Regions from separate parts of the Homo sapiens genome. Here regions 2 and 3 are each linked to region 1. The links are chromatin loops, found by intact Hi-C in ENCODE. Cell type or tissue: PC-9. All regions are shown on one strand.

Region 1 (2,500 bases):
CATTACGTGTATTTTTGATTGACTGAAATGTGGCAGTGAGTCCCCTCCCTCTCTCTCTAATGTTTGTAGTTATTTGATTTATAAGAAATCTCTGTCCCTGGCTGTGGTCAGCTATTGAATTTATGTGTGACAAGAAAACCATAGAGTTTGGCAACTGTGCGGTGATAGGTGATGTGTGAATCATTTGGGGGAAGAATGAACATTTTATATTCAGACCTCGAATACCTGGGTCCTATGGTTAGTTAATCATGTCTATGGAATGCATGACTGAGCAGACAGGTTCAAAGGTAGGGGACTCGAAGCCACTCCATTGTGTGTTTCTAGATACCATCTTATTGCCCATTGGTAATATTTTCTATAGTCACTGCTCAAATGTATGAGACAAATACAGTCTAGGGTTTTTTCTTCTTAAAAGAAATTCTATAATGTAGGAAGCAGGGTCCAAACTGGAAGGCCCAGGACATTGTGACCCGTCAAGAGGTTAGAATATTCCCCCAATAAGTCACATCAGTCTGATGTGATACAACCAGAAAACTGCATGGGTTGGCACACAATGAGAGACTCCTGGGGACACGTCCCTAAAAGTAGCTCCAAGGCAGGAATTAAAAATGGTTCTGGAAGCTTTTGAGCAACTGAGCTAGCAGGACCAGAGCTGGCAGACATCACAACAGGCCATCGTTCCAGATGCTGCTCCCAAAGAGCACCCCCAGTGTCCGGCCCAGGCAGTTCCTCCTCAAGTAATTAATCTTGGCCTCCTTAAGTTACCCCCAGGTTCCCAGTGGATGTTTTTCTTCACTTCCCTATGAAATCACTTGAGTCTAGGTGCTGGTGGGGGTTGGGGAGTAGTATGGTAGGCATTGAACAATTCCAGCTTCACCAGTGGGAGAAATGGCCCTGTAAATCCTTTCAAAGGGCGCCCACCAAGTCCTTCAGAAGGAAGGGGCAGCCAGTGACATGAATACGATTATTGTAGTAGAGCAAAATGTGTGACTCGCCAGAATTCTGTTAAACCCAGCAAAAGGGAATGCCACAGTTAACCTATACCCCTGGGGAGCACTAAACCTGAAGCAGACTTATTAATTAGGTCTTCTGAGGGGCACAGAAAAAGGGGAGGAGGCCTTTTAAGTCACAGAGACAGACAGAGCTCCATTCTAACCAATTCCTTTCCATGGGGGCAAGTCCTGTATCTTTTTTTTCTTTTTTTTCAAACCAAACAGTTTGAGTTACATGTTCACAAGGTCCCTGTTGTGCCAAAGAGCATTTTCAATTCAAGTAGAACAGAAAAAACGTTTGTAAAATGAATCAGTAGGTGGAGCTCTTTCTTTTTATTTATTTTTCAATCCAAGGTCCCATTATTATTGAGGGACACAGAGCTTCAAAATGAAAAGAAATAGGCATTTTAAAAATGAAAACACATATACAACGTGCTTTCCTAATTGAAATGGTATATTGCGAAATCATTACTGTCACAGAACATTTGCGTTGCATGCAAATGCTGAAGCAAAGAAAATATATAAACCTAAATTGACTTTAGCAATTTGAAAGTGATAGTGGACATCTGTGTTCAATAAGTTTTTGCTGGTAACTGGTGTTTAATATTTCATGTCAAATCAAGAAGAGTGATAGAAGGTTTCTGAACACAGAGATGGCTGGCATTTTTGCAGCACAGCCTGCCCTTTGTCATACTCACCATAAAGAAACCTGCTGTAGCGAGGGTTGAAACTGCACCAGAGTGACTCCTTTTTTGGAACTTATATAAACTTCCAGAATATACTGTCTCTATTTTCTTTTAGAAAGATGTCTATAAGAAAAACAGGTTAAAGGACTTCCAAAGCTCATTATTTATTTAAGGGAAAAAAGGGTGTGTGTGTTTTGGGGATAGGGAGCTTTTGGAAGAAATTACAGCAGAATAAATCATCTAGAACAAATCTTACCTTTGTGTTTTCGTCAATCCTGATTCCTTTCTAGTCAGTGTGCAGTGATGTTAAGGAACTTGGTTGCCAATAGAAACATGCCTTCCTAAGTCTCACAATGAGGGCTAGATTGGATTTTAATGTTTATGTAGTTGGGCAGGGTAATGGTGGAGAATGGAGAGTAGGGAGGAAGAACTTTTTAAATAACTTTATAATTTCTTTTTCCACATCATGTTAAATAGGCAATCTTGACTCTAAATAGAACGTTTTGTCTTCGTAACAAATGTGATGAAAGGAAAAACTGCGGGGAGGGGGACAGCATTATTCTTTGAGCTGGCCACAGGATTAGCACTTAGTCCTGAAAAGGGTCATGTTGACCTGATTGTCATGTTAAGTCATGCTGACCTTAACATCTTCCATTTAGTTCTCTAACACAGAGGCTGGACCCTTGAATCTGCTTTGAGTATTGTATAATAAAGGTAAAATAAGAAGACCGACAGACTTTGAGGTACTACAGATATCAAGAAACAGTTTATGTTTATGTTGATATGAAGAAGTGTATATCTGAGCAAAGGAGTGCCCCCTTC
Region 2 (2,500 bases), 160 kb after region 1:
CCCTTTTTGGTTTTTCTCCATTCTACCGTGAACCCATAGCACTCAATTTTGAAATGGTTAATTACTAAATTGTAAAGATTATCAGAACATGAAAATCACTTGACTACTGTAATTAATATTACTGTAATTAATTTTTGTAACATTAATGTATACATGAATATTATATGTTCATAAGTATTTATTTATAATTATAAAGGAAGTATCAAGAGAGATGTACTTTTTGTACAATATCTGACACAAAATATGTGCTACATTCCAGTTTATTAGCCTATGAAACTTTACAAGTACTATTTAGATCAGTCTAAATATAAAATATAGTCCCGATAAACATTAACTGTTTTGTAACTTACTTCTTTTCCATAAAGTAATTATGTGAGTAACATTCTTTAATCTTCCTATATAAAATTAATACTAACTGGAATGTTTCTGAAACTTTTACTGCTAAACCACATATTATCTCATTTTGAAAGGGAGTGAGAGTTCTTTAGTAATAGTAGATTTATCCAACTAACCCAGAAGATTGTGTTACAACTCTCATACTCTTTATTCAGGACTCTAGAAAGATACTTGAAAAAATACAAAAGAGGTAACAGAAAGGAAAAGGAAAAAAGAACCATATCCCATGATCTTTATTTAATTAATTTAATTACCTCATAGCTTTCCATAAGACAGCTTGCATAAACTTCCCCTGATTTTATTAGAGAACCATCATTTTTTGTTTGAACATATTACAACAGAACAAATTAGTTTATTCTATTTTTAAGAATTTTTATTAAAATGTTGCTATCTATAAAGACCAGAGCTTGCATCCTTTAAACAAAAGTAAAATAAATTTTAAATTAAGAAACCACATTCAAGATGTTTATATACCGTATTTGTTCTTTCAATACGATTTTCCACATGGTGGAAAATATGTAAACCTGTTTTTTAAAATTACTAAATGTATAAGGACTTTAGGATGAACCAATTAGAGATAGTGCTGCTTTGCATTTTCCTTGCAATGATAAACTGTATATATTTTGATAAATGAACACAATTCTATTCTGCAAATAGCACTGTGCATTGTGGTGAATTCTTGTGCAATTACAGAGCTTTGCTGGAATGCTCAGTGGTCTCTAGATAAATTCCTTCACCCTCTATGGTAACAACTTGTCAGGTAGACTCATTTCCTGTTTTTATCTAAGCCCGAAAAGAACAAGAATGACCTTCATGAGTATGGGACGAGTCACAGTATGATCTATTTCTTAGTATCAGCAACCACCACACACAAAACACATCTTGGATATTTATTTTCTTAACTGAATCCTGCTCACTCCAAAATGCACTTTAACTCAATAAACAGTTAATAGCAGACAATCATTTAACACTGAAATCATGTTATTTTTACACATATATTAACTAATTTTTCTTTAAAGAGTTTGGGTTTTAATTCTGCTAGAATTTCCTGTGTTCTTCCACACCAGCGTCATAGGAAATCCTAATGTTCTCAAGATGTCTTTCATTTCATTGCACCTGCTTTTCAGGATCAACAAGTTAGTTTACAAGCTGGAAATCTCAAATCCAAAATACTTACTTGTGGGTGAAACAAGAATCCTGGAGAAGGCCTCAAGTATTTCTCTTTTAAAGCTTCAAGTGGGTCAGTTAGTTTTCTTTTCTCTACTCTGAAAGGTTAAAATTAGATTTTGGAGATGAAGCAGTCTCACATATCAATCACTACATAATCACTGACATTTAAAGGAACTAACAATAAAGTCAATGGTAGGTTTCTGGGAAGCGCACTCATAAAACTATAGAGACATCTGTCCAGTTCTTGGAGATTCCTCATGACACTTCTAGGTGCTTAAGAAGAAAAGTTCCTATTTATAATGGAAAAACCCTACTGAATGACTAGGAATAGGAATAACGAGAAAACATGAAAAATAAGGAGTCACTAAATTAGAGGCATTTGTCATGAATTCAGTACCTTTCCATTCCAAATGTAGACAAGAATGCTTAATGATTTTGAAATCATGAGGTCAAGGCTGATTTTGAATATTAGAGCAATTTTCTACCAAGAAGGTGTTCTCCCAAATGTGCACTTTATTCCTTCCATATTTGTCAATAATAGTAAGGGCATTTCCAAGCATATACACTGCTAGCCACTCTTTGAGGTTCTCTCTCTCTCAATATATATTTATATTTAAACATATAGCATAATATATTGATATATAAATATTTTATGTAAATTATATTTAATATATATTCAGAGAGAGAGAGAGAATATATGCTCTTTGGATGCCACTGCTGATAAAGAAGGCAGGCAGATAGAATGGGTGTGGTGAGAAGAGAATGGGGAGCTTTCTGAAGATAGAGAGAGACACATAAAACTTACCTATATATCCCTTCTGCTTTAGAAATGTTTGCCATTCTATTTTGTATTAAGCACATAGGGAAATAATATCCCTATGTTGAATTAATTCATTGAATTAATTTCTTTTACCAACTTGGTAATTAAAAAAAC
Region 3 (2,500 bases), 790 kb after region 1:
GACAGGAGAATCATTTAAACCTGGGAGGCAAAGGTGGCAGTGAGCTGAGATCACGCCACTGCACTCCAGCCTGGGCAACGGAGTGAGACACTGTCTAAAAAGAAAAAAATAAATAAAAAATAAAAATAAAAAAGAAATTCAAAAGGATTATAAAAGGATTATAGTCAGATTCTGAGAGGCTGGTCCTCAACTATAGGAACAAGGAAACAGTCATTTTTTAATGAAAAGTAGCCCAATACTAATGTGTGTCTGAAGTCTTAATCAGCATGATGTCATGGAAACTAAACCTATTTGATACCAGCAGATGTGACCCACTTTTTCTTTTTCATTGCATTTTGTTTCCGGTTTAATGTTCGGGAATGCAGTGGTAGACTCTTGTCCTACCTCCTAGCAGTTTTGTCTGCAAAGAGCTGTTTTCCCATCCACAGTCTTCCAAAGAGCAAACTGTCAATGGAATGATTTTGACGAATAAATGACTTGTTTTGCAATACAAAAGCAAAAGTTACAGCCGATAAACAATCAACTTAGTAACAAATGTTACATATTAAAGGTATATGTCAATGAAGGATAACACTCATTATGGAAAAATAAAAGCTAGAGAGTTACAGGAGATATGCCAATGTTCTCTCATCATACTGCACAATATTATAATAATTAGGCGTTCAAAGGAATAGATGATATTCCTTTGTACATACTTAAGATGTGGAGGATAAGACTATATATTATCCCTTTTTTAAAAAGCTCATTTATTGTTGTATCACAAAAGTAAAGCTGTTTAACCTGTAGAGCAGCTATTTTGTTTAGGTCTTCACCTGTAATTTTTGAAATTTTTGAAACTGTGGTGCCATTACTTACCAACGCGAGAAATGCACTTTATAAAGTGTAACTGCTCGGGTTGAGGGGACCAACAAGAGGATCAGATCTAAGAGAAACCTCTCCCAAAGACTAGTCTTCACCCCTCCCCCACTACTCCTTTGAGAAGGAAAGAGTAAATGTTAGCCTTGGGTACAAAATTGGCATTGTTTTATTTATTTCTTGCTTTATTTCTTGATATAAAAAATGTGAAAAGCTTACAAATTTCTAGGCAAAAAGCACACTTCAGGATTTTTTTAAATGTAAGCAAAAAACCTCTATGGGTATATAACAAGATCTGAGCATAAACTTTAACAGAACAAACTAAAACCTGCTAGCTTATCCTCTCTTGCTCCTGCCACAGACCATCTACCCACAGGTTCTCTTTGTTCACTGCATTCAGCAGCCTTCTCTGGAGCTGCTCTCCTTGTCTACCCTGGAGTGAAAGAAGGCATAGTTTTCATAGTACAAAAGTACTCACATACTTTTGTACTCCTTCAACCAACATTTAAAAAGTAATATTGTACAAACTTGCAAACTGTTTCTGTCTTCAATTTACAATTTTAAATAGGCTGATTTCACTTTACAGAGTGGGAGAAAAAAAAATCTAAGTCTGCAGTTATTCATGTGAGTGGGCTTTTTGCTACAGGTGAACAGATATTGCCATCTACTGTTGAGAAAAAATAAAAGAGTTAAGCCAAAAGTTTTCAGCCTTCTTGAGGTCTTGACAGATCATAAATTTAAAATGGAAAAAAAAATGACTTTATGAAAGTAGTCAGTTTCTTTTTACTTATACAGCTATTTAGCATTTGTAATTTGAGAACTAAAGAGAAGAAAAAGCATAATAAACCAGAAAACTTTCTTCTCTAAAATCAGAAAAATTGCTGTGAGTAATTATTCTTAGTTTCGATTAAAGTTGAAAGCAAATCATGTTTTACTGAGTTCCATTTGGCCCACAATATTAGCTGCTGCAATCGAGAAGAAATATAAGTAATGTCTCTTTTTAATTACCTTAACTTCATTTCAAAATTTACCTTATGAATAGGTTAATGTGTTTTATCATAAAAATCACTGGAAACACTCATGGCAAAGTCAGTTTTTTTTTGTTTTGTTTTGTTTTTTTTTTTTTGAGACGGAGTCTCGCTGTCGCCCAGGTGGGACTGCGGACTGCAGTGGCGCAATCTCGGCTCACTGCAAGCTCCGCTTCCCGGGTTCACGCCATTCTCCTGCCTCAGCCTCCCGAGTAGCTGGGACTACAGGCGCCCGCCACCGCGCCCGGATAATTTTTTTTGTATTTTTAGTAGAGACGGGGTTTCACCTTGTTAGCCAGGATGGTCTCGATCTCCTGACCTCATGATCCACCCGCCTCGGCCTCCCAAAGTGCTGGGATTACAGGCGTGAGCCACCGCGCCCGGCCCAAAGTCAGTTTTTAACTTTACATTTAGCTATTAATATTCTTTTGAAAAATAGAGTAGCTACCACTTAGCCTTCTTTAGGCCTCTAGTAGTACATACTTAAGCTCAAATTTACAGAAAGCCCCTTTAGGGCAAAATGCTACCATAAAAGCAATGCATCTGAGTCAGAGAACCCAGCCATGTTCAACTTCTCCCACAACCTCTCCCACTAGGAAAGGGAGACAGAGCTCTGA

The links. Peaks named below come from ENCODE experiments on the same cell type or tissue, not always from the same donor. Only the 100,000 strongest peaks of a DNase experiment are listed, where the experiment ranks them.
Region 2: a loop joins it to region 1, with 9 times the contacts of the local background. A loop is called at or near these places in 3 of 110 quality-filtered maps.
Region 3: a loop joins it to region 1, with 3.0 times the contacts of the local background. A loop is called at or near these places in 11 of 110 quality-filtered maps.

The regions. Positions count from the first base shown.
Region 1 is chr3:168,951,380-168,953,879 of GRCh38, forward strand. No RefSeq gene overlaps it. Among named protein-coding and RNA genes, the nearest start is that of LINC01997, 50 kb to the right of the region's middle. In PC-9, a CTCF peak has its summit at 1,367; DNase peaks (open chromatin) are centred at 212 and 1,302; H3K27ac peaks cover 1,209 bases.
Region 2 is chr3:169,111,214-169,113,713 of GRCh38, forward strand. MECOM (MDS1 and EVI1 complex locus) reads right to left here. Exons shown (of 17, transcript NM_004991.4): 9 at 1,574-1,661. Among named protein-coding and RNA genes, the nearest start is that of LINC01997, 110 kb to the left of the region's middle. In PC-9, no CTCF peak of the experiment used is centred here; a DNase peak (open chromatin) is centred at 1,158; H3K27ac peaks cover 1,827 bases.
Region 3 is chr3:169,743,276-169,745,775 of GRCh38, forward strand. No RefSeq gene overlaps it. Among named protein-coding and RNA genes, the nearest start is that of ACTRT3, 25 kb to the right of the region's middle. In PC-9, a CTCF peak has its summit at 1,499 (motif pointing left); no DNase peak of the experiment used is centred here.